2 separate regions of the Homo sapiens genome follow, and region 2 is linked to region 1. A link is an interaction called in ENCODE POLR2A ChIA-PET data of the cell type or tissue named here. Cell type or tissue: Panc1. All regions are shown on one strand. Each heading gives the region's core, and the rest is flanking DNA. Links, peaks and the distances in the headings are about the cores only.

Evidence for each region. ChIA-PET counts read pairs that join two places held together with the same protein. Peaks named below come from ENCODE experiments on the same cell type or tissue, not always from the same donor. Only the 100,000 strongest peaks of a DNase experiment are listed, where the experiment ranks them.
Region 2: POLR2A ChIA-PET joins it to region 1 with 12 read pairs; 11 of 35 experiments call an interaction of 5 or more read pairs at or near these places.

What each region holds. Positions count from the first base shown.
Region 1 is chr17:81,914,007-81,930,653 of GRCh38, forward strand. It overlaps MAFG (MAF bZIP transcription factor G), which reads right to left and starts at 13,729. Exons shown (of 3, transcript NM_002359.4): 1 at 13,522-13,729; 2 at 9,144-9,208; 3 at 4,264-9,051. The coding sequence starts at 9,179. The coding sequence ends at 8,599. MAFG-AS1 (MAFG antisense RNA 1) reads left to right here and starts at 8,893. Exons shown (of 3, transcript NR_186500.1): 1 at 8,893-9,226; 2 at 10,073-10,208; 3 at 10,413-10,505. It overlaps SIRT7 (sirtuin 7), which reads right to left and starts at 4,170. Exons shown (of 10, transcript NM_016538.3): 1 at 4,033-4,170; 2 at 3,824-3,961; 3 at 3,609-3,713; 4 at 1,605-1,675; 5 at 1,434-1,506; 6 at 598-696; 7 at 288-524; 8 at 81-161. The coding sequence starts at 4,125. MILIP (MYC inducible lncRNA inactivating p53) reads left to right here and starts at 13,823. Exons shown (of 2, transcript NR_015454.1): 1 at 13,823-14,439; 2 at 15,470-16,647. RefSeq lists enhancers at 3,355-4,251, 4,370-4,419, 8,903-10,102, 10,800-11,755, 12,263-12,352 and silencers at 3,770-4,239, 13,133-13,182, 13,563-13,652, 13,803-14,322. In Panc1, for the core only: no CTCF peak of the experiment used is centred there; no DNase peak of the experiment used is centred there; H3K4me3 peaks cover 3,202 bases; H3K27ac peaks cover 4,210 bases.
Region 2 is chr17:82,039,824-82,048,958 of GRCh38, forward strand. It overlaps RFNG (RFNG O-fucosylpeptide 3-beta-N-acetylglucosaminyltransferase), which reads right to left. Exons shown (of 8, transcript NM_002917.2): 8 at 8,079-8,984. The coding sequence ends at 8,903. Among named protein-coding and RNA genes, the nearest start is that of DCXR-DT, 6.5 kb to the left of the region's middle. In Panc1, for the core only: no CTCF peak of the experiment used is centred there; no DNase peak of the experiment used is centred there.

The DNA.
Region 1 (16,647 bases), core at 4,285-12,284:
TGGTGCATGGGTGTGGGGTGTCTCTGGCTGTGCGTTCTAAGACCCAGATCTAAGGACGTGGCTCTCAGCACCCGAGTTACCTGCAGGTTCACGATGTAAAGCTTCGGCCGCCGGCTAGGGGGCTTGGTCATGCACCAGAGGCGTGGGTACTTCTTTAGAACCTGTGGAAGCAGACAGACAGACACCGCACACACACAAGGGACAAGTCTGTACAGTGCTGGGCCGCAGAGCTGGACACCCTCGGGCGGGCAGGGGCTCGGTTCACTCATTGTGTCATCGGCACGTACCTTCAGGCTGGACCCTAGACACAGGATGGTGTCTGCTCTGCTGGCAGCCTCGGTCGCCGCTTCCCAGTTCAAAGGCTGCCCCAACGTCCCCCTCTCCCCAAAGTGCACAATGGTGTCCCGCAGCTGGGTCCCACACTTGTGGCAGGTCCGGCCTGTCTGGTGTCTGTGGAGGGCAGTGCGCTCCGTCACATCGAACACCCGCACGTACTCCCTGTTGGGAACGCAGGAGGTACAGACCTAGAGGCAAGAGGGCACAGTGAGTGGGACCCGCCTGCCCATGGAGACCCTGGGTCCCTGCAGGACTGCTCACTTCAATGTACATGTTCCCGTGGAGCTCGGAGATGGCCGTGCGCGGCAGCCCACTCCTCAGGTGGAGCCCGTCACAGTTCTGAGACACCACATGCTGCACCTGGAAGGCAGAACGGGTGGCAAGGGGAGGGATGGCTGCCAGTGGTGGTGGGGAGGTCAGTACCCGGCCACAGCGAGGCTGTTCTGAGCCCCGCCGATGGCTCCCAAAACCAGGGGCAGCTCCGTCCCCCCAGAGAGCCTTAGAAAGTAAAACACACAACAGGTCCAACCACCAGGAGTCAAGAGGGCCTGTGGTGGGGAGGGGCTGTCCTTCCTCCAGCCCTGATGCACCTGGAGTGGCTGGGAGGGCAAGAGGTTGCACCGTCCCGGCAAGGTTGGGAAGTGGCTCGGGGTTTGGCAAGGGCCACTCTGCCCCAGATCCATGCTCTCTTGGGTCATGACATTTCAGGTCCCTGGGGACCTAGGCAGATCAACCACTACACCCCATTGGTTGAGGGTGTTCAGCAGAAGGTCCCCAGAGATGTCCTATAAGCCTCCCCTGTGACTAGGATGGCTTCTGAGGTCCACAGAAAAATGCAAGGGAATCACAAAGGGGAAAGGCCACCAGCAGCTCTGAGGCTGAGGCTGGCTGCGGATGGGATGGTTCAGAGGGGGAGCTCCCCTTCTGTCCTGGAGAGTCAAGCACAGGAGGATCAAACCCGCGGCCTAACCCGCTTGGTGGGTGCTCATCATGGGAGTCAACTGGCAGACAGAGGGCGGGTGCAGTTAGTTGCCCACTGGGCACCAAGGTGCTCTGCCTGGTCCCTGGCAAGTGTACCAGCCACCCAGGGCTCTTACCAGCTTCTGCTCATGCAGACGGGTGATGCTCATGTGGGTGAGGGTTGGCTCGGCCTCGCTCAGGTCGGCAGCACTGCCAGGCAGAAAGGAAGGCAAGGTGAGGAGAGCTGGAGCTCAGGCCCGTGCTGCCGCTGCCCAGCCTATGTGGGAGGCCATGCCTGGCCCGCTTACCTAACGCTTCTCCCTTTCTGAAGCAGTGTCCACACTCCATTAGGGCCCCGGTAGTCTGGGATAGACGCTGCCTGCATGTCGAGAAAAAAGGTAAGCCAAGTCAAAAGGCACCACTGTAGGTACTGGCAGAATTCCCAGAAACGGAAAGCCACTGTCACTCCTGCCGCATTCCGGGCTGGCCTGCATGTTGGCCTCTATTCATTCCACAGGCTGACCTGCCTGAGCCCATATGGAGTGTACCCCAATTCGGCTCCTCCCTTCTACCTGGACTTCCGTTTCCCGCCTGGCCTGGCTCATCCTTCCAGGCTGCACGCAGCCCTGCCTGCCTCCGGAAGCCTCTCTGGCACCGAGCACAAAGCTGGGCTCTGTGGCACATGTGTCCTCCACACTGCAGGGGAAGACTAGTCATGTTCCTAAAGTGCCCCCAGGGCCGAGCCCACAGCTCACACATTTAGCAAATGGTGAATCCCTAGGTGGGTCCAGGCGACTGTCCATTCTCATGTCCCAGTGCTGACTATTCCCGCTCCACCTTAACAAAGGCAGAACAACTTCTTCAGATGAGATGAGCATCTAACTTCCCAGGTTTTCAATCCTGTGAAACAAACTGAGGCCCACAGAGGGCACACAAGATATGCCAGGATCAAGGTGTCTTGTGTTCCCTTTTGGGGACTCCCGACTCCTGCTTAAACTCAGAAAAATGCACCACCCCCCCGGACAGTAGTTCCGACAGTCACATTCAAGACGGGAACCTCAAACACTCCGATGAAATCCACTAGCTGCATGTGCTTTTAGTTGCCATTGGAAGTTCCATAACAGGTCACGTGACTGTTACATAATTACATGACTGGACTTTTTTTTTTTTTTTTTTTTTTGAGAGACGGAGTTTAGCTCTTTCGCCCAGGCTGGAATGCAGTGGCATGATCTCGGCTCACTGCAACCTCCGCCTTCCAGTTTCAAGTGATTCTCCTGCCTCAGCCTCTCGAGTAGCTGGGATTGCAGGTGCCCGCCACCATGCCCGACTAATTTTTGTATTTTTAGTAGAGACAGGGTTTCACCGTGTTGGCCAGGTTGTTCTTGAACTACTGACCTCATGATCCGCCCACCTCGGCCTCCCAAAGTGCTAGGATTATAGGCATGAGCCACCGCGCCCAGCATGACTGGACTTTTACATGTGACTTGTGGAGGGAGGAGACTAAACCCCAGGGCTCCGGGTATTTGAGTCAGTAGTGAACTCCCTTTTTGCATTCTTGCTGCTGAGCCTCTGCTGTTCTTTGCTTGGAGTGCCTCATTCCAACCTTCTGTAAATCTCACCCATCCTTCAAGGCCCAATCAAGGCCACCTCCCACAAAAAGCCAACGCAGGTGGGTTTCCCAACTCCAAGAGCGCAGAGTGTGTGTCTGAGTTTGCTCTAGCGACCCAGCACAGCCAGCTTTACAGTATGGTTATTTGTTCACATGCCTGATCCTTGTCACCTAAAAGCTTCCTGAGAACAGAAATCACCTGGGTTCAGATCTGCTAGGCCGACGCGTGCCCAACACCCCACACACACCCATCAAATTAGATGGACGAGGTGCCAGCTACACTTTCAAAGCTAGTGATGTCCCACAGCCCAGGATAACTTGTCAGTGAAACTTCTCAAAACACAATGCAATTCTCTCCTTCACCTGGTGTATTCTGGCTCTTACTGTGTCACTTTCTACTTATCTTCCCTCGACATGGACAGAACAGAGTGGAAAATCACAACTTTGGGCTTAGCTCTGTCCACATAACCTGGGGGTGCCTGCGAGCAGTCGGCTACTACACCCCATTCGTATCTCTACTCCTTGTTTTTTTTAACTGGCTGTAACACAGAGGCCAAGCGTTTAAAAAGCGTTTACCTTAGGTAAGTTTTGGTCATTTCGTTTCTTTAAGAGAAAAAACCTTAGAGCTGCTTTAAAGGCGAGTTTTTCGCGATTACTGGAGCTCATACTCCGTCCTGGGGTACGCCTCCGCCTCCCTCCCTACCGTGCTGATTCCCGCGCCTGTGTAGACGACCAAGTATTTGGCGTTCCGGACGGCGCTGGCCAGCTCCCGGACCTTCCCCCGCAGCTCCTCCGGGTCGTCGCACACCTGCCAAGACGCCAGGGTGGTCACCGCCCCGGGCCGCCCCACCCGGGACCGCCCGTCGCCCCAGCTGCTCCCGAAACCGGGGGCGCCCGCGCGCCGCACGCGGAACTCGCCTCCTCCTGCCGCCGCTTCAGGCCCTCGCGCCGCCGGCTCCGGCCCTGCAGCTCCGTTACCAGGTCCGCGCTCTCGGCCAGCAGCCGGCCCTCCTCGGCGCTGCGCTCCGCCGCCGCCTTCCTCAGGATGCGCGACACCTGCGGGCAGGCGGACGGTGAGCGGCGGCGCGGGCCGGGCATGGCCGGGCCGGGGAGCGGCGGCGGCGTACCTGGCGGAGGCGCTCCCTCTGCTGCTCCTCCCGCAACCTCCGGACCCGCTCCGCCGCTTTGCGCTCGGAGCGGCTCAGACCCCCGGCTGCCATCGCTCCCCTGGAGACCTGCTCTTCCGCTTCCGCCTCACACGGCAGGCCGCGCTCAGGGCGCATGCGCAAGATGGGCCCCGCCCCCACCCACCCCTTCCGGCTCCGCCCGCCGCGTCGCCCCAAAGAAGCACCTGCCAGTCTCTTTAAAAGGTTTATTGATCATATACAAAATAAAGAAAACCTTATATATCACAAACATACACTATGTACAGCAATAAATACCCGGGGGGCCAGGCCCAGTGCTGCCCCTCCTGGACAATAATTTAGCAATAAATACTGCGCAGGGCAGGGGTAGGGCACCAAGGCCACTGCCCTGCAAGAGGTCAGGCCCCTGCCCGCCCTACACGAAGTGTGAGCGCTCGGGCCTCACCCCGCATCCAAACCCCAGCCCCTCCTCACTTAGATCTTTAATAACCTCCATCCCACCCCAGCAGATCCCGGGGTCTTCTCCCACACACACAACCTCCCCTGGCTAGACCTAGGCAGGGCAGGCAGGGACTGATCAACTCTGCTTGGACCCACCTCTCAGCGCCAGGAGAGCAACAGGGCTGGACACGCGGGCAGCCCTTGTCCTGTTGCCAGGAGAAGGCTTTCTGTGCCCACTCCCGTTTGGTTAAAGGCTTCAGGGACTAGCAGATTGAGGGGGTGGGAAGAAGGGCAGGGCTGGGACACAAGGTTGCTGGAGGGGCCAAAGCCCAACTGGGGTCACCAAGAACAGGGAGGTCTCACAGTTTATCGGGGACACACTCTAGCTCAGACTCAAGGGACACCCATGGTATCAAAGCTGCTGCTCCAGGGGCAGGGTGGAAATGTGTGGGACTGGCCCAGCAGGTATGGTACACACCCAGGACACAGGCCAGAGGCAGGACAGGCATTAGTCTCTCAGACACGCCCTGCCTCTGTGTGGCACTGATTATGTACTCTACTCTCCCGACCTGCTCCAAGGCCAGACAGCCAACAGGAAGGCAAAAATACACCAAAAAGAATTATTCAGTGGCTTCTGGGGGAAAAATCGTTAATGTGTTGGTTCCTTTCACCAAACCACAGCCTAAAAAAGTAACTCACAAGATCCCAGAGCGGAAACGGTGCAGCAGGCTGCGGCTCCGACTTTCCAGATGTGGATGGGCGCTTTGGCCAAGTGGCCACTCCAGAGGGAGGCAGCAGGGACAACATGGGACCTGACCATCGTCCCAAAGCAGGCTGCAGCCGCTCAGGGCCGTGGGCCGGGCCCTGATCACCAGTCAGAAGTGTACACACATATCTGAAACATGCACCAAGAGCTGAGCCAGCAACACCAGTGCCACCCCGAGCAGCAGCCAGGGGCCTCACTCTCCTGGTGAGAGCTGACCTGTCCCTGCTGGGTATTCCTCTGAAATCTGAGCGTCCATGTTAGGATAAAAGAGGAGTTGGGGCAAAGTTAAGGTGGAAGGGAAGACATATATCATGGTTTACTTGGCGGACAAGTTTGAGAGACCTGGCCTTGGCCAAAGCCCTCGATTCGCTGTGTCAGAAAAACTGAGGTGAGAAGAGACCACCACCCTCTCCACCACCCTCTCAGTAGGAAAGCGGGATCAACAGAGATCAGAAGGACAGCACACTCACACCTGCACATGAACACACCATCTATGTCAGGAAATCCAGGGGAAGGGGAAGAGGGGTGGAGTGGCTCCGCAGGGCTGACCTGACAGGGGACAGGAACACTCCCCTAGACCCAGGGAAGTCGCCCCAAATCCAAAGCTCTTGAAAGGAGGTATGGCCTCGAAACTCCAGAAGCCTCTTCTGCCAACGCACCGAGGACCTGCACCTCCCATTCAGCACGCGTCGACCCTTACACCCTCCTCTTCCACACTCCCTTCGCCTCCAGGTCTGCAGCCTGGCAGAGGTGCTCAAAATGGATGGCCACCCACAGCCAGGACAAAAGTGGGGGCTGCACAAGGACAAGGAGGGCCTGTTTCTCCCCACTCCGAGGCAGATCATGACGTTTTCTTCATGGATACTTATGATATGATTCCAACTAACGCCTGGATTCTACTTAGACAAGATCAGACTGAGGGGAGGGGGATGAAGTCACTAAATGACAAGAGTCAACAGCCAATATTTCCATTTTCAGGCTGACGCAGGTAGACACAGGACTTGTCTCTGAACACCTCGAGCAAAGAAAAGCTCATTAACATGACAAGTGTTGATGGTGCCTCCCTGTTCCCATCCTGTGGGCACACCAGGCCAAACTATTGGATAAAAATCCCACCATCCATAGGGTTAAGCCCTGTTGGGCCACAGTTTTTCATCTTACCCACATCTGTGTGCTTTACAGAAGTCTGGGCCCCACAGAAAAGAAACCAGCAACCCGGTGAAAGGCCAGGGCTCACATGGCCAGACACAGGGCTGTAGCCTCTTGGAGGTGGGTAGGGGCACCCCCTCCCCATCATATGCCTACAAGGAGCCTCCTGAGCCCAGCCAGGAAGGGCAGCAGCCTCTGGCGAGGAACTGAGAGCAGGAGGCAGGCTGCGCCCCCACAGGGAGGCACCTCCAGCAGAAGCCAAGCAGCTGATCCCTGGAAGACACAGATCCCAAAGGGAGGCAGAAGGCAGGCCCGAAGCCAAGAGCTGCCAGCGTGGACCAGCGGAGAAGAGGGACAAGACCCGGCCCTGGAGACTGTAGCCCTTGTCTGCACTGGTGGAGACCCCCAAGGCTCTCAGAGTGAGGCAGGGACAAGGAAGAAAGGGCGGTGCCCGGTGGGCCCCCACCCACTCTGCCTGGAAGCACCACCCGCAGCATGGAAACACCTCAGGGATCAAGCGGGCGGCGAGACCTGCAGCCCACGGCGCGGGCAGCCTATAGGAACAAAGCTGAGGCCAGAGGAAGACGGCCAGGGAACGCTTGGCCATAGCCCTGTGGCCACCCACAGTGACTCCCTCATCCCTGTAATGCCACCACCCAAGGCCAGAGGTGGTGGGTGTGGAAGCAGCGTGGGGCGCCCCAAGGGACCCCAGTTTCACCTACCCCGCCACTAGATCAGCCCAAGCCCTAGACACAGATGTAGCCAAGGCTCAGTGGAGGGGGGCATGACAGAACCCCATGTCTCACCTCCTACGGACCAGGAGCTGGTGGTGGGCACAGATTCCTTGAGCTCTGACGCAGCAGGCGCCACTTGGCACCCCAGCCCAGGTCCAGCAAGCCAGCAGAAGCAAAAGCACAACTAAACCCAAAAAACGAACACGGGAAAACAGACACAAGAAGTGACACCCACAGGTCAAAGGTCACCAGAAGCACCAGCACTTTACCGCTGCACAAAACCTCACCAGGCACGGACGACACCACGGCACCGGCAAGAGACGGAAGCAGGAAGGGCAGAGGAGTAAGTCACTTTCGGTACAATTGCAAAAGATATCAAAGAGGACGGCCTTCTGGTCGGCTCACGGCTTGGCTTTTTTTTTTTTGTCTTTTTTTTAAACTAAGTTTTATAAATAATGTCTGATAACTCTGTGTATATAAAAACTAAACTCCAACAGCCACAAAGAGGTGTCCGTAAGTTTACAAGAAAGGGATTTTTTTTCTTTTTTTTTCTTTTTTTTTTAACTAGCAAAGTTTCTATTATACTTTCTTCCCTTTTCCATTCATATGGTCAAATGGTCTTCTTGCTTGTTTTTTTTCTAAAAGACAGTTTTATAAATACTCTGCAGCTCTTTTTTCTTTAACTTTTAAACATATAATTAATTTAATAACTTTGTAAAAGGAACTTCTCTCTTTTAAATAAAGGGCTATATAACCACACAAATAGGTCATGTAAACAGTGACACGGGACCCATCGCAGGGCACACTGGACCCACCCTCACGTTAAGCGCACAACCAGAGATTTGGTCTTGTTCAGTGCAACGGGTCAGGCCTGAGTGCACAGCCCCTGGGCCCAGCTGCACGCCCCCAGCACCACTGCGCCCAGGCTGGTGGTCCACCCATCAGGGCCTTCAAGCCCGCCCTACTCTCAGAGCAGAGCCCATCTCTTCATGCTGGGCTAAGCTGAGCTGCTCCCCTGGGGCTAAAGAGAGTGAATCCTTCCCAGCCCGCGAGCCTGTGGCCACTCGGGAGTGGAGGGAACACTGGGACCCTCACTGCTCGGGGACACGCGAGGCCCAGCGTGCCTGCTCCTTCTCTCTCCCGCAACTCTCTCTAGTCCGTTCCCACAGCACCAACTCTGGACTCCAAGCCTGCATGGCCCTGGTACAAAAGGGGTTGGGGCGACCCCACGTCACCGCCGAACTGACCAATCCCAACATACAAAACACACGACGACAATGACGAGATCAAAGGGGCTCAGCCCGGCGCCCCTGGGGTACAGGTTGTGCTTTGCAGGGAAGAGAGAAGGGTGGGGAAGAGAGGGAGGAAAGAGAAGAGAAGGAAACAGAGGGACAGGGCAGCCAAATTCGCCATGTGCCTAGTGGCCCCGCAAAGACCCGCCTGGGCAGACGCGCGTCCCTACGATCGGGCATCCGTCTTGGACTTTACTATTGTGATGACGCTGGTGGCGGCCACCTTGCCTGGGACGAGGGGCCCCAGGCCGGCGGCAAGGGGGCCCCGGGCTGGCGCCACGGGGCTGCGGGCCACCGTCCGGGCGAAGGTCTGCAGCGCCTCGTACTTGGAGCGCAGCGCGTCGAGCTCCAGCTTCATGCTGGCGTTCTCTGAGGCCAGCTTCTCCACCTCCTGCTGCAGCTCCGCCTTCTGCTTCTCCAGCTCCTCCTTCTGCGTCACCCGCTTCACGCGGCAGCTGGCAGCGTAGCCGCGGTTCTTGAGCGTGCGCCGGCGCTGCTTCAGCTGGACGATCTCCTCCTTGGACAGGCCCCGCAGGTGCTGGTTCAGCTCCCGCACCGACATGGTCACCAGCTCCTCATCCGTCAGGCTGGTGCCATTCTCACCCGGCTCCCGCTTCACCTGGGGCACAGTGCAGGTGGTCACAGGCCAAGCGGGCACGCCCACTGTGCCCCCCGACCCCAGCCCACAGGCTCCTGTCCCTGCCCACTCACCTTCAAGGCCTTGTTTCCTTTATTGGGGGTCGTCATAACCCGGGGGCACAGCGAGCAGGCGCTCTCTGCAAGACACGGAGCAGGTCAGTACCCTGGAGACCACCCTCGCCGCACCCCCCCCCCCCCGCCCCCGGCCCAGTTCACAAGAGCCCTTGCCGCACAGCCCGCCCCAGCCTGCTGTCCAGGTGCCCAGCCCCCAATACCTGATAGGAGGCAGCCCTTGGCCTCTCCCAGGCTGGGCTGAGCTGCTTCCTGTCCACCCTGCCCCTAGAGAACCAGGTGGGAGGTCAGGAAGGTCTGACGGGAGAAGGGGAACTGAAGGCTGTTAGGAAGGCAGGCGCAAGACAAGGGGCAGGGGAGAGATTAGAAGGAATAAGACGCGGGAGAGGCAGGCCTAGAAGGAAGCCGGGAGCTTTAAAAATAACCCCGGCACTGCCCAGAGCGCGGCTGTTCCTGGCGAGTCACGCTGACTCAGCACATTGCCTCTGCCTCCCCGCCGCGCCCGCACTCCCTGGCCCGCCAGCCAACAGCGCCCCACGAGAGCCGCAGCCCCCAGCCTGGCCAATAGCAGGTGAGGGCCAGCCAGTGACCCTGTGTGTGCATCTTCCAGGGTCCTACCTTCTACAGCCACCTCCCCTGAGCCGGCCTCGGACAAAGCCCCCTGCTCCCTGGGTGCACAGGGGCCCCACGGGGGACCTGGCCAGAGAGGAGGCTACAGGGAACCCCGAGTCTCCCAGCCTCCTAACTTTGAAAAGCTGGGGGTGGGCCGTCCATCTAGCTCTGGTCTGTTGGCAGGACTGACCAGGGAGTTCCCCCACCTTCCAGGTGGCAGGCCATCAGCTGGGAGGAGCCTGGCCCGAGGCCCCTCTAGACCTCCCAGTCGGCCTCCTCCACTGATGGAGTAACCATCCTGTGGCTTTGGGTTGCAGGAAGCAGCCCCTGCCCCACCCCATCCAGGGTATTTCACAAGGGCTCCCACAGTGAGCCACCCCGGGCCTGCCCAACGTGAAGGCTGGCGGAGTCAGCCCCTCCGAGCTGCAGCCTGCTCTCTGGTCCCTGCCCCGGGTGAGTGCCCACAGGGCCAGGGAGCAAAAACAAAAGTGCTGGGGTGGCCGGACTTAACAACCAACTCTTCCCCACTCGGGGTCCCTCCAGCACTCTGCTCTCACTTTCTTGCTAAGGATGTTTCTGGGATTCCCAGCTCAGCCCAGCTCCCACCAGACCCTTGGGCATGGACCCCCGCCTCATGCTCCATCCCCCACTTTCCAGGTTTGATGCAGACAGATGGGAGACTCCTCCAGAGGAGCTAGGATCACTTCAGGAAATTATGGGCTGGGGGGCTTCTTACTCTCATCAGGGGAGCTGAAGTGTGGCCAGGCGGATGCACACATCCTCACCAGGCTCAAGACTCCACCTCACCCAGCCTGGGACCAGGAGGTGAGGCTGCAAGCACAGAGCAGGGAGGGGAGGCCAGAGACCCCTCCCCACAGCCAAGCCAGCTCAGAGGCAAGGTCCCGAGGCTCCAGCCACTGGATTCTTCCAGATAAAGGATGGGGAAGACCTGAGCTGGAGGTCAGAAGGCCCACAGGAGCCCTTTCCTACACGTCCGGCACAACACTGCCCCAGGAGACAGGCCCTCAGCCAAGCATGGAGGGGCCCCCCAGCCTTGAGTGCAAGTCAGGGTGCAGAGACACTGCCCTGGCACCAGCTTCTCCCACCCCCATCGCCCCCACCCCTGCTGCTAAGCACAATGACAGTGGTGACTTCCTGAAGAGATCACACGGAAAAGTGCCTCCTCGACAGATTTTGCCCTCCGCAGAAGGCCTGAACTCAGCACAAGTGCAAGCCATCGCCTCCTATCAAAGGTGCGCCGGGGGGTGGGGGAGGGGCAGCCCTGAGCACAGCCAGTGCGTTCCAGGCTCCTGGCCTGGCCTCTGGACCTGGGCTGAGAGGGACCATGCAGGGATCCCAGGAGCTGGACTGAGGAGAAGCTGCCCCCGCCCTCCTCCAGCCCTCAAGGCTGGGCAGAGCTGGGGCCTGTCATGCACCCTCTGCTCCCAGAGGCTAATAAGCCCACCTCACGCAGGAGGCACAGATGGTCACGGCTCCGCAACCTGCGAGGGTACCTAGGCCACCCATTCACACTGAGAGCCAGGAAAGGGAGGGAGATTTGGGAGCTCCGTCTCCTTTGGCTAAAGTAGAAACTCCCGTGCCTGAACACAGACAGCCCCACCTGGCTGCAAAGCCCAGCGGCCGAAACTCCCCGGCAGTCATGGCCTCTGCTCCATAAGCTCTCAGCTCCTGAAAGTCACTCTTTGAACAGAACCTAAAACTTAGTTTCCACTGATGCATAAGTGACTGAGAAGATGTACATAAATGGGCCGCGCGGTGGCTCACACCTGTAATCCCAACACTTTGGGAGGCCGAGGTGGGTGGATTACGAGGTCAGGAGATCGAGACCATCCTGGCTAACACGGTGAAACCCCGTCTCTACTAAAAATACAAAAAAATAGCCGGGCGTCGTGGTGGGCGCCTGTAGTCCCAGCTACTCGGGAGGCTGAGGCAGGAGAACGGCGTGAACCTGGGAGGCAGAGCTTGCAGTGAGCTGAGATCGCGCCACTGCACTCCAGCCTGGGCAAAAGAGTGAGACTCCGTCTCAAAAAAAAAAAAAAAAAAAGATGTACATAAATGTCCCTCCAGGACCCCAAAATTTTCCCAGGGCATCAAACTCCAGGCCAACGGTCAGCTAAAACATTGAAACATCTGGAATCTATAAGCCCCGGGGCTCACTGAGAGTGGACCTGTGTTCTGTGTGTATGTGTGGGGGGTGCTCACTGAGAATGGACCTGTGTGTGTGTGTGTGTGTGTGTGTGTGTGTGGCGGGGGGCGGGGGGCATCCCTGAGGGCAAACCACAAAGTAGCCTAACCCAGCCATGAAATGAACTCCTGGGCAAAGGAAGTCAACCTTCGTGAATCTCCACATACCCAAGGAAAGGTGGCTCTGGCCACATCACTCCCAAGCTGCCACTTTCTAAGCGTCCTGGGCTGCCAGGCCAGACACCCAACAGGGCCACTCCCTTTGCTAACTTCACACAACGCTGAGACCCCACTTCAGGTAGCGACAACTTTAGGGTGGCTGGGTGCTGCGTTCTGCCACCCTGTGCCATCCACACCAGCCCATCTGCTGCACCCCAAGGCTAGGCACCCTGAAGCTCCCACCACCTACAGTCTCAACCCAGACTCCAGGGCCAACTGGGGAGAGAGGCTGGGCTGCTTCCTCCCCTTTGCCGTTTCCTGGTAGAGCTGCCCCTGCTTCCTCCCTGCCCAGCCCACTGTCACCCAGGGCTTGGTACACACACCCCTCTTTCTCCCAGGACCTCGATCTCTGGCCAGGGGCTGTCCAACCAGGCCAGTCCCAGGGAAAGCCGACTTCCCCTTTGGCTAGCTCGGCCCACCGAAGCTCCTCCCCTCCCTCACTCAGGGAACTATTTCCCAGTTTGGAAAACTGCTCCAGACTTGGGACCAGGACCAGCTGCCGGAAAAGAGCCGCCTGGGAAGGGGTGGACCGCCCGGGGCTTCACCTTTGACCCCGGGAGAACACCTGCAGCGAGCCACCCCCACTTCCTCTTCAAGCACCCCTGCCTTCAACTGGATCGCTCGGCGCTCACTTAAACAGGCACCCCAAGGCGCCGGGCCTGGCCCCCTCCCACATCCCCACGGCTCCCTCCCACCTCCCGCTGGCGGCCTTTTAGTCCCCGAGGCCCCTCGCTCGAATCCCCTCCGGTATCAGCTTGAGCACCGAGTGACCTCACGCTGATGACTCAGCAAGTCTCCCTCCGGGCTCTGGCACGCGACTGACGGAACCCGAGCCCCAGCCAGGGGCAGGGTCTTCCCCGCAGCACCCCCATCGCCGCCCCTCCTCCCGGGCTCGCCGCGGACCCCCGCGCCGGGGAGAGCTGACGCGGCCACCGGATGAATCAGCAGCTGCGGGCCGGGCCGCCGGGCCCTGGCGCGGACCCCCGGGCGCCTCGCTCGACCCCACCCTTTCCTCCCGCCGTCCAGTGCCCCTCCCTCCAGGACGCCCGGGTCTCCGAGTCCGCTCCGCACTCGCCCGGCTCCGCGGGTCCGCCGCCGCCCGCGGCCCACCTCCAGTACCCGGGCGCCAGGGGCAGGAGGAGCTGGCTCCTGACCGCTGGGGAAATCGAGGCACGGGCCGCCAGCAGGGTGCGCGGCAGACCCGAAACCAGCGGCCCCCGCCGCCGGGCCCCCAACCGCCCGCCTAGCTCCGGGAGGAGCCCTGCCTGCGCGCCCCCTCGGCCCCCGCCGCCCCCGCCGCGCCGCCCCCACCGCCCGGGCCCGCCGCCGCAGCCGCACTCACCACACTGCGGGCCCGGCGGGCCGAGGCCGGGGCGGGGCGGGGCCGCGCGCGCTCCGAGGCCGCGCGGGGCAGGGACCGGCGCGAGGGGTCCGGGCCCGGGGCTCGGAGGACTCGCCGCCTGCGCGGGCCGGGCCGAGCGCACTGGGAAGGCCGGGCCGGACCAGGCTCGGGATCCGCCGCCGCCGCCGCCGCTCCACAGACGTCACATGATGTTTGGTCACGTGGGCTCCATTCATGAAGCGGCGACGCGGCCGGCCGGCGCTTAAAGGGGAAGGCGCGGCGGCGGGAGGGCAAACTGCGCATGCGCAACCCGCGCGCCGTCGTCCCTGGCAACACTGGCTGCTCTAGCGCCTGGCGGGGTCTCACGGGCGGGCCTGGGCGCACGGCCAAAGCGCCAGGTCTCCACCCCCAGCCCCCGGCGTCCTGCAGCCGGAGCCTGCCTCGCCTGGCTCCTGCGCCCGCCGTCCAGGGCCCCTGTCCAAGCTCGCGGACGCCGGCGGCGTTTTCCAGCTCGAGTGCTCAGCCTAGGGCAGGCTCTGCGTGCGCCCCCTCGAGTGCCGGCCTGGGCCCTGCCAGGCAGAGGCGCTCTTGCGTCAGGACGGCGCCGCCGGGGCCCCGCGATTCCAACTCGGGGGTCCCGGAGCGGCGCGGGGCGGGGACGGCCTGGCAGCTCCCAGCAGCGAGGGGCGATCCCCGCCCGCGCAGCAGACCCCGAGCTGCCCAGGCCCTTCCTGCGCCACGTGTACCCAGAGCTCCGCCCGGGGGAGACTTCGCTGCTTGTTGGAGATGCCCAGCGGTAGGGGGCGAGGACTCGGGAGGAAGATAAACGGGGGATCCCGTGTCTGGACTTTCTCCTCCACCCTCTTCCCTTCGCAGCTGTGAATCCTGGGAGGGGAAGGGTGGCCGCCCCGCCAGCAGGTGAGCGGGGAGGAAGGGGCGGGGACGGGCTGTGGGGTCCTCCTGGGCTCCGTCCATGAACAGGCCGGCCCCAAAGTCCCGAAGCCGTGAGGTGTAAGGCTCAGAAGCGTCCCTCCGCCTGTCCCTGCCAGACCCCAGGAACTCCTCCGAGCCCCACAGCACGTTGTCGCCGTGTGCGCTGTGGGGCTGCGTGTGGTTCTTACGGTGGTGTCCTTAGTCGTCGGGGACCTGCTCCCCCTGCTCTGGACACAGCCCGAGTCTCACAGGCTCTAGGGGCATGATATGGTCCTGGCGTGGCTTCCGAGGCCTCAACCTTAGTGTACAAAACAGCACACGGGGCCCTGAGGCCAGGAGTGCAGCTCCGTCTCCTGCCTCTCCTCCCTGCTCGCGTCCTCATCCTACCACACCACACTGGGCTGGCGAGGGGAGGGCGCCCTGAGCCGCTGGGCATCCTGCTCCGCGGGAGGGTGAAGTCGTGCATTGCTGGGCGGTGAGGGCTAGGTCCACACAGCGGGGACCTGGCGGGCCCCCGAGTCTCCTCAGGACCCGCCCTCCGTGCCACACAGCGGGAGCTGGAGCCACGGTGCCGTCAGGAGCCAGGGGTGATTGGCCCTGGGGCTGGCAGCCCCCACCCCGCGGGCAGACGCTCACCAGGCTGTCCCCACTCACTCCCACACCCCAACTCCTCCTCACAGGGTCGAGCCCGCTCTCATTTGCACCTCCGCGCGAATTTGGAACGGATTTATGAATCGTCCTCACTGCGGTGCTGTCTTCTCCTGGGAAGGAGCCTCAGTCCTCCCCTCCCTGGGCACTGTCATAGAGATGGGCAGGACGGGCTGGGGAGGACACTCAGGGAGCTGCCCAGGCTCCTTTGCTGCCCCTCACCCCAGAATCTTCTTGGGGTGGGTGGGGTCCCAGGCACCTGCAGAGTAGCATACGGTGGCTTGTAGAAAGAGTATCGAGGGAGGGGAGGTGCCACGTGGAAACAGCCCAAGCCAAACCCCTAGGACCTGTCTCCCTGTCCTCCTAGAGAGCTGAAGGTGTTCCGTGGTCAGTGAGGGCTGGCACTGGCTCTGCACGAAGATCTCCTCACCTCCCCAGCGGCTCCTGGCCAGCTCCCCACGGAGAGCCCAGGACACTTGTCCCTGGACACAGTGGTGCAGCCATGCTTGGGCCAAACCATGAGGCCACCAGAACCGCGAAAGGCTACTGTACTGAGAGGGATACTGCGAGAGAGGCCCACAGGTTTCCAAGCATCCCTCTCACTCCGCACACTCATCTCCACGACCGGCTTTAAGTGCGGCCTTGAGGCCTGGCTCCCTGTTTGGACTTCTCTGCACCTCCAGGAGCTCACTTCCCGTCACAGCTGGATGCCTCCTCCCGCAGGCACCTCCCGGGCATCCTCCCGCCCCAGGCTGCACCTTCTGTGGGACTGGCCCCCGCAGGCACCTCCCGGGCACCCTCCCGCCCCAGGCTGCAGCTTCTGTGGGACTGAGCCCCGCAGGCACCTCCCCGGCATCCTCCCGCCCCAGGCTGCACCTTCTGTGGGACTGAGCCCCGCAGGCACTTCCCCGGCATCCTCCCGCCCCAGGCTGCAGCTTCTGTGGGACTGACCTTAAGACCCCATCGGTTCCTCCTGAGAGCAGCAGATCTCAGCCAGATGCTGCCGGGAGGGAGGTGCTAGCGTCCACACCCAGACGGGTCCAGTCCAGCCCTGCTCTCCCTGGTCTCCAGGCAGGGCCCTCCCAGGGTGGACATTGCCCATCTCTGCCTGGCCAGGGGCTGCTGACCCACTGGTTCCAGAGTCTGAGCCTGTCCTGCACAAGTACCATGGACAGGGGTCAGCCGGGCACTGAAGAGGCGTGGCAGAATTGGGCAGGGCAAGGGCCCCAGCTGGCAAGCTGGAGTCAGGGCAATTCCAACCAAGAAACTGCGGCAGGCCGGGTGCAGTGTCTCAAGCCTATAATCCCAGCACTTTGGGAGGCAGTGGGAGAATCGCTTGAGCCCGGGAGTTTGAGACCAGCATTGGTAACATAGAGACCCTATCGCTACAAGAAAAAAAAAAAAAAAAAGCTGGGCATGGTGGTGCACACCTGTTGTCCCAGCTATTCAGGAGGCTGACGTGGGAGGATTGCTTGTGCCCAGGGGTTGCAGGCTGCAGTGAGCTGTGATCATACCACTGCACTCCAGCCTGGGCGACAGAGAACC
Region 2 (9,135 bases), core at 1,136-9,135, 120 kb after region 1:
AGGCCGGAGGCAAGGGTGGCCAGGCACAGCAGGAGGCAAGGTCCTGGTTTGTTCTGGAGGACAGCCAAGTGCATGGTCCATATCAGACCTGGCACTGCGGCCAGTCCAACCCCCCCTTGGCCGCCCTGTAAACTCTGCTTTCTGCCCCTACCCTTGGAGCCTGCTTTCTGCCTGCCAGCAGCCAAGGGAAGGACACCCCTCAACCTGTCCTTCCTGGAAGGCCCATCTGCTTAGACCCCTCCAGCGGCCTGCACGTGCCCCCAGGAGAGTGGACCAGGCCTCACTGGTCCTGTTATCCGTGGCTCAAGCCCTGCTCCCTGTGAGTCCTGCTGGCTGGTCAGAAGCACCCTCGGCATCCCCTACCCCCACCCTGTGCCCTGTGCCCTCCCAACCACTGCCTGGAGGGCCCGATCCTGGCCCCTAGCCCTCTGCCCTCTTGCCCAGCTTTGGAAGATTCCCAAGGTCTGGGTAAAGTTACCAGTATCCAGATTCCTTCTCGAGCTCGAACCAACATTACACTTTTCCTAGAGTCAAAACGGGAGTTAACACAAGTATATAAATGACAATTAATACATTGGATAGTTTGATTGTTCGTCCAAATTTTGATATTCCCCACTAACAGCATATAACGAAGCTTAACACAACTCTATAGGAATAGTCACATTGGAGGTGAACAAAGCAGAATGTCTGAATCTACACTGATACTGAGGGAGAGGAGCAGTGGTGGCCACACCCGATGTTATCCGCTGTCAAAAAGCAATTTGAAGGGCCGGGCGCGGTAGCTCACCCCTGTAATCCCAGCACTTTGGGAGGCTGAGGCGGGTGGATCACGAGGTCAGGAGATCGAGACCATCCTGACTAACACGGTGAAACCCCGTCTCTACTAAAGGTACAAAAAATTAGCCGGGCGTGGTGGCGGGCGCCTGTAGTCCCAGCTACTCGGGAGGCTGGGGCAGGAGAATGGCGTGAACCCGGGAGGCGGAGCTTGCAGTGAGCCGAGATCGCACCACTGCACTCCAGCCTGGGCGACAGAGCGAGACTCCGTCTCAAAAAAAAAAAAAAAAAAAAAAGCAATTTGAGGTGCCCGGGGATGCTGAAGAGGTAGAGTGGCATACCTGGGTTGAGAAAAATTATCGTAATGCCAATTGGAGTCCCATAAAAGAGGACTGGCATCAAAAAGAGGAAAAGGGTTCAAAGGAGATTTATCATGGGGTTCAGAATCACGGACGCGAGGGGCGGTAGCAGGGACAACAGACAGAAAAGTTTCCCCTTCCCATACTCGCAGTCTGGATGTGGCAAGAGCCAATTTTCAAAGTTCTGGGTGTTCTGAGCTCAGAATGGGGAGTATCACACGAGCCCTCGGGGGACAATGTCCTTATTTTCCCATTTTAAGGGAAAGAAAGAGCTGAACCTCCTATACAAAGTAAAATGATGATCCTCGTTCTTCCAATAAGAAATAAAACAAGTAGCCTCCAGGCATTCCCTCCCGCCACAGGAGCAATTGTTTTTTAAATAGCCCTTTGGTACCCAGTCTATTACTAAACCATATGAGTCAGTTTTGGTTTTTTTTTTTGAGTCGAACAAGCATTTCTGTGAACCGGACCGATGAACGTTTCTACACAACTACCAAAGGGAAGCGGGTCCCCACATGCACTCAGGAAAAAGAAAAGCCACGTTGGCGCGCCAGATATCGGGGGAACCAGCCCCCAGTATTTCAATGTAGGTTCTTTCTATTTTCCATAAGTGTTGGCTGGCTGAGAAATGAAGAGAAAGAGTACAAAGAGAGGACTTTTACAGCTGGGCCTCCCAGGGCGACATCACATATCGGTGGGACCCTGATGCCCGCCTGAGCCGCAAAACCAGCAGGTTTTTATTAAGGATTTTGAAAGGGGAGGGGGTGCAAGAACAGGGAGTAGGTCACAGAGATCACATGCTTCAAAGGGCAAAAAGGAGAACAAAGGCACTTCAGGAGGCCAAGGCCAGTGGATCACCTGAGGTGAGGAGTTTGAGACCAGCCTGGCCAGCGTGGTGAAACTCCGTCTCTACTAAAAATACAAAAATCAGCTGGATGTGGTGGCACGTGCCTGTAATCCCAGCTACTCAGGCAGCTGAGTCAAGAGAATGATTTGAACCTGGGAGGCGGAGGTTGCAGTGAGCCAAGATCGCACCATTGCACTCCAGCCTGGGTGACCAGAGTGAAACTCCGTCTCAAAAAAAAATAAAAAATAAAAAGTTTTAAAAAAATTTTTTTAAAATAAGGCTGGGCGCGGTGGCTCATGCCTGTAATCCCAGCACTTTGGGAGGCCGAGGCGGGCGGATCACGAGGTCAGGAGATCGAGACCATCCTGACTAACACAGTGAAACCCCGTCTCTACTAAAAATACAAAAAATTAGCTGGGCCTGTTGGTGGGTGCCTGTAGTCCCAGCTACTTGGGAGGCTGAGGCAGGAGAATGGCGTGAACCTGGGAGGCGGAGCTTGGAGCGAGCCGAGATCCCGCCACTGCCCTCCAGCCTGGGTGATAGAGCGAGACGCCATCTCAAAAAAAAAAAAAAAAAAAAAAGACTGAGCCCTCAGAGACACAGCTGCAGTGAAACCATTAAATGGAGGCCAGTAGCATGTGAACCACACAGGCAGGGCCAGAGGGAGCACAGGGGGCTTCCTGGAGAGGTGGGAGGAAGGCATGACTGAGAGAGAGCACGGGGGACCCTGGGAGGGAGAGGCCACCTGTTCCTGGCCTCATGTCTGTGTGCACACACGCAGAGGCACATGCCAATGTGAGCACAAGCACTTGGGCATACACACAGGGACACACACAGGCACACATGGGCATAGACACACATGAGCATTCACACGGGGACACAGGCATACACGGGTGTAGGCACACATGAGCATGCACATGGGGACACACACAGACACACACGGGTGTAGACACATCAGCATGCACATGGGGACACAGGCACACACAGATGTAGACACACACATCAGCATGCACACGGGGACACAGGCACACACAGGTGTAGACACACATGAGCATGCACACGGGGACATGTGTGTGCACCCGGGGACACATGCATGCCATGGCACAGCAGCCACACAGGACACACACACACACACGCACACACGGGCATGCACACGTGAGCACACATGGCAATGCATGGACCAGGCAGCCACACAAGTGCACACATGGAGCATATGTGAACATGCAGGCCTGAGCATGGGGGTGCATGCACTGCAGCTGACAGGCCCACAGACATGCGTGTATACACATATGTATCCACACCCCCCACAGGCATGCACAAGTGAATATGTGTGTAGACACACAGTCGCACACGGACACACACGCTCTGGTCCATGGTGGCAAAGAGGACCCTGGAAATCAGCAGCTTCGGCTTCGATGTTGCTCTCTGTGAGGATCCCTGCTAGGAGTCAGGGTTGGCCAGGACCCTGTCCCTGGGCTCAAGTCCTCCTGCAGGAGAGCCACCCTCAGGAGGGGACAGACCCTGGTGCTCCCTGAAGCTGGGCCATGAGGCTGAGCTTGGGGGAGAGCAGGTGAAGGCGGCCAACGTGGTTACAGGTCTTGGGTGGCTGCTGGCCTTCCTGGCTGAGCCAGGTTTGCACCTGGTGCTGGGAGCTGGGCCTGAGCCTTGAGCTCTGGAAAGCAACCATAGGTGGGGGCTGGGGAAAGGCTCCCGCTCCAGGAGGAAAGCCAAGGGCTCCCTAAGGCCATATTGATTCTTCTGGACAATGAGGGGGTCAAAAAGACCTAAGAACCCCCAGCTCCCATCTTCCACGGGACAGCTGGCCGGTCCTTCCAGCTCTCAGGATGGTCCCATGTGGCGAGGCAACAGCAGGGGCCACTGTTCCTAAGACGACCGGATGGGGGTGGGGCCCTCCTGTTCGCGTCCGGCCTTCTGAGCCTCTGTAGTCCCTACAGAGAGGAGGATATGGGGCTCAGGCTTCCCCGGGAGCCCAAGGCCGGGAGGTATGATCGACTCTGCGGGTGTCTGTGGGCTCAGTGCTAGGCCCTTCCTGCCATAAGCACCCCCCGCCGTGGAGGAGCATTTGAGCTCACGGATGCTACAGAGAAAGTTTCCTACAGGGTCTCCTCTGAGGGCCATGGAAAGCCATGTGTAGACACTCAGCCTGCCCCCAGAGCCTTTGGTGCCCCAGGAGTAGAGCCAGGAGCCCTCCCCGCCACCTCCATGTGCCCTGTGCCTGGGCGCCCAAGCCTGTGGATCCCCCAGCATGGGCTAGGCAGGTCCTTCATTGCTCAGACCCCAGGCTTTGGGAGGTCGCATGTTTTGCCGTCTGCATAGCGAGGACGTGCTGGGTAGGAAAATGAACTCCAAGCCACGGCCTTCCTGGCCATTCTGTTGTCACCCGTCGTTTCCTTCACCTGCTGTGAAAGTGCAATCTTGCTTCGCTGCAACCTCCACCTCCCGGGTTCAAGCGACTCTCGTGCCTCAGCCTCCTGAGTAGCTGGGATTACAGATGCCCTGCTAATTTTTGTATTTTTAGTAGAGACAGGGTTTCACCATGCCTAGCCAGGCTGGTCTCAAACTCTTGACCTAAGATGATACGCCCGCCTTGGCCTCCCAAAGTGCTGGGATTACAGGCATGAGCCACTGCACCCGGCCAGTTCTTTTTTTTTTTTTTTTTTGACGGAGTCTCGCTCTGTTGCCCAGGCTGGAGTGCAGTGGCGTGATCTTGGCTCACTGCAAGCTCTGCCTCCCAGGTTCACGCCATTCTCCTGCCTCAGCCTCCTGAGTAGCTGGGACTACAGGCGCCCGCCACCTCGCCCAGCTAATTTTTTGTATTTTTAGTAGAGATGGGGTTACACCGTGTTAGCCAGGATGGTCTCGATCTCCTGACCTTGTGATCCGCCTGCCACGGCCTCCCAAAGTGCTGGGATTACAGGAGTGAGCCACCACGCCCGGCCAAACCCGGCCAGTTCTTCTTTAAATGTTTGGTAGAATGTACCAGTGAAACCATCAGGCCCAGGACTTTTCCTTGTCAGGAGTTTTTTGATTACTGACAAGGCTGGAGTGCAGTGGCACCATCACAGCTTGCTGTAGCCTCAACTTCCTGGGCTCAAGCCATCCTCCTGCCTCAGCCTCCCGAGTAGCTAGGATTACACGGGCACACCACCGTGCCTAATTATCAATTTTTTTTTTGTAAAGATAAGGTCTTGCTAAATTGCCCAGGTTGGGTTCAGGTGATCCTCCTATCTCCGCCTTGCAAAGTGCTGGGATTATAAGGATGAACCACCATGCCTAGCCTCTTTTTTCTTTTAATTATTATTTTATTATTTTTTAAAATTTTTGTGGGTACATGGGAGGCATATATATTTATGGGGTACCTGAGATGTTTCGATACAGGCATGCAGTGTGACAGACACACATGACGGACTATGGGGTGTCCACCCCCTCAAGCATTTATACTCATTTTAGTATTATTATTTTTTAAATTTTTATTATTTATTTTATTTAATTTTCTTGAGACGGAGTCTCGCTCTGTCGCCCAGCCTGGAGCGCAGTGGCGCGATCTCGGCTCACTGCAAGCTCCACCTGCCGGGTTCAAGCCATTCTCCTGCCTCAGCCTCCTGAGTAGCTGGGACTACAGGCGCCCCCCACCACGCCCGGCTAATTTGTATTTTTAGTAGAGACGGGGTTTCACCGTGTTAGCCAGGCTGCTCTCGATCTCCTGACCTCATGATCTGCCCGCCTCGGCCTCCCAAAGTGCTGGGATTACAGGCGTGAGCCACTGTGCCCGGCCTATTTTAGTGTTATTTTTAAGCGGCTCCACACAGAGCAGGGCCATGCCACAGGCAGCGTGGCCCAGAGTAGCCTCTTTTCTAATGTAACGTTTGCGACTGTAAATATCTCCCTCAGCAAAATGGTATCTCCTAAGTTTTAAGTTGTTTTTATTTGTCTCCAGGTATTTTGTGATTTCTTCCTTGACCCACTGGCTAAGAGTGCGTTGTTACATTTCCACAAATTTGTGACTTTTCCAGATTTCCTTCTGCTGTGGGCTCAGAGATGAAACTTTGTATAATACATTTTATTCTGTTTAAGAGATGGGGGTCTCCCTATGTTGCCCAGGCTGGTCTGGAATTCCTGGGCTCAAGTGATCCTCCCGCCTCGGCCTCCCAAAGTGCTGGGACTATAGGCTCGTGCCACTGTGACAGGGTTTAGTATCTATCTTTCAAAACACACTGAGACTTGATTTGTGGTCTAACATCTGGCCTCTCCTGGACAAAGTTCTCGTGCGCTCGAGGAGAGCATGTGTTCTGCTGCTGTCGGGAGGTGCTCTCTGGACATGTTGGAGCTGGTGGTTTCCTGTGTTGTTCAAAACTCCTAGGGCTGAAGGGAGGTGTCCACTGAGTGTGGACACTGTCTCATCAGGTACCATGACACACCCCACGTGACCTGTGCCTGTGACCACGTCGCTGCCTTGCGGGCCTAACAGCACCTGCCTATGGGACCTTGGCTGGCTGCTTCTTACCAGGCCGGCCCCCTAGAGCCCCCCTGCTCCTCCAAGCCCTGTTTCCTCCAGAGGGGTGGCCGCCCCTGGTTCCCTCCTCACCCCTGTCCACACTGACTCTCTGCAGCTGGAGCCAACTGGGTCCAGCAGGGACTTGGGCCTGGGACGGCCAGGGGCTCTGCCCAGAACAGCGAGCCTGGGACTGGTCCTGCCCGGGAATGGTTATTTGAATCAAAGCGGAAAACTGCTGGTTTGAAACGTTTATAAACATAACCCAACAATACAAAAGGGAGCAGCGTAACTGGTCACTTAGGAGAAAAGCCTCAGGACCTCGTGGACCTGAACTTAGGCCAAAAAAAATGGGGAGGATAAATGAGACAGGGTGACCTCCCGGACCAGGCACTATGCAACCTTAGAGTGTGGCTTAAACATGAATGATCATCTCCTTTCCGTTAGACAGCAGTAACAGGCTTTAGGTTTTAAGACTAGTGTTGACGGAGTTTAGGTAAAACGGATACAACATTATATTCTCAGAGGACCTGCAAGCTGGACTCTTCCGGAAAGCGTGTGTGCACCAAGATTTGCTAGAGCCTCATGCCCTGGAAACAACCCACTGGGGACACTTTGTCCCTAGACACCCTTTCTGGTGGCGTGAACGCACTCTAGTCCACGTTCCCCACTCCCAGGATGCCGGGACCGTGTGGCGCAGGCTTAGGAGGGAGGGAGGTCCACATGAGGTCAGAGAAAAGCGCAACACCCAGACCGTGCATCCGGGAGAGCCAGCGTGAGGCCCCGAGGCCACGCGGGCAGACCCACCGCGGACGCAGGGGACGCAGGGGACGTCTACAGTTCTGCAGCAATTTTCAAGAATTCGCTTTTCTTTCGTTTCTGTTGAAATGCAGGTTTCAGACTTGCTGAAATTCACCCGACACTTGTTCTGAGCCCCAGAATTCCTCTCCCAGCCCAGAGCCTGCAGTGGACAAAGCCAAGGGCCTGGGCTGTTGGCTGAGGACCCAGTCATGATTAACCTCAAGTCTCCTTGGGGTGCCTTCTACTCCAGGCTGAGCACAAATGAGACAGAAACCAGCGAACTCCACGCGCGTTATGTGGGTGCCTCCTCTTTGCCCTCCACACACCCACGCACAAGTGCACACACCCACGCACGCAGACACTGCCACGCACACACCCACTGATGCACACAGACGCACACACGGGTGGATACTCACCTACATGCACGTACACACCCACTCTCAATGTGTCCACTGAGCTTCGTGTACACGCCCACGCACACCCACCCTCATACACACCCACGTGCACCTGGCTCCACACAACACACGGGAGGAGGCAAGCACGATGCTCAGGAAGGCGGCCTCTCAGGGCAGCGTCCAGTGTCCGTCCCTCCCGGCGGGACCCTCGCACGCCACCTCTGCTGGAGATTTTGGCTTCCAAAGAAGAGTCTGGTGGGTTCAAGGCTGGGTGGGCAGGACGGCAAGGATACAGCCCTGCCTGGGACAGAGCCTTCCTGGGGTAGAAGGGGGATATGGCAGGGACCCGAGGAGAGCTGGGCCGGTGGGTGACTAAGACAGGAGCCACGTGAAGTAAGAACAAAAGCTTTACTCGTGCTCGGCAACAGCAAAGCAGGAGGCAGAGGGGAGATGACGGCCCCTGTCCCATTTCCCTCCATGGAAGGCACCAGGCGGGGAGGTGGGTCTGCTGGGATGGGCAGGTCAGCGGAACAAAAGGCTCCTGTTGTTTATGGGCCCAGGCACAGTGGGGCAGGAGCACGACCCAGAAAGTAGTCCTGAGCCACAAGTCAGAGCGGAGAAAACATCTCTGTGGTCCCAGTCAAGAGGCCTCCGAATGAGGCGCCTGGACTGGGAGCAAAGCTCTGGTCGAGAACATGACCTTCCCGGGCCTGAGTCCCACTGTGGTGCCCGGCCGTGCACCCAGCCTGCGGCAGAGAGGGCGGCGTCCCCCACAAAGCCTGCCAGGCTGAGCCCTTGCAATGGCCGTGGCTGGGCCAGGACCTTGGCCTGGAGCCTGCTCCTTGACACCCAGCCAGCCTAGCACCCGCCTTCAGCAACAGGTAATGGAGCCCGGATGGCAGCTCCCTCCCAGGTGCGCAAGTGCTGGGGTGGAAGCCTGTTCCCGTGGGATCAACCTTGGGGCTGGGTCGGGGGGAGGGGCACTGCGGCCCTGGCCATCAGCCTGGCTGTCTTCGTTCTCCCAAAACACCCATCACCGCAGCCCACCAGGGGCTGGGAGAGGGGGGGCTGCAGGCTAGCCAGAGGGTCTGCCAGGTGCCTGCATCTCACTGGTGTGGCCGTGGCACCTGAGGGAGCCCACTGAGCCCATAGGGGGCTCTGGTTCCCCGCGCCTGGGACAGAGCCAGGCAGCCCTGGGTCGGGGTGGTTGGTGTCACCGAGAGGTCGGGGCGCCCTGTTTCTGCCTGGGACACCAGTCCGTGTCTGGGTACAGAAGACAATGGATAGACTTAAACCTGGGGAAGGAAGAAGTAGGGGTCAGGGCCGTGGGCGGAGAGAGAAGCGGGGGCCAGGGCCGTGGGCGGCGGGAGAACCTGGGGTCAGGGCCGTGGGTACAGGGAGAAGCCGGGGTCAGGGCCGTGGGCGGAGGGAGCAGCGGGGGTCAGG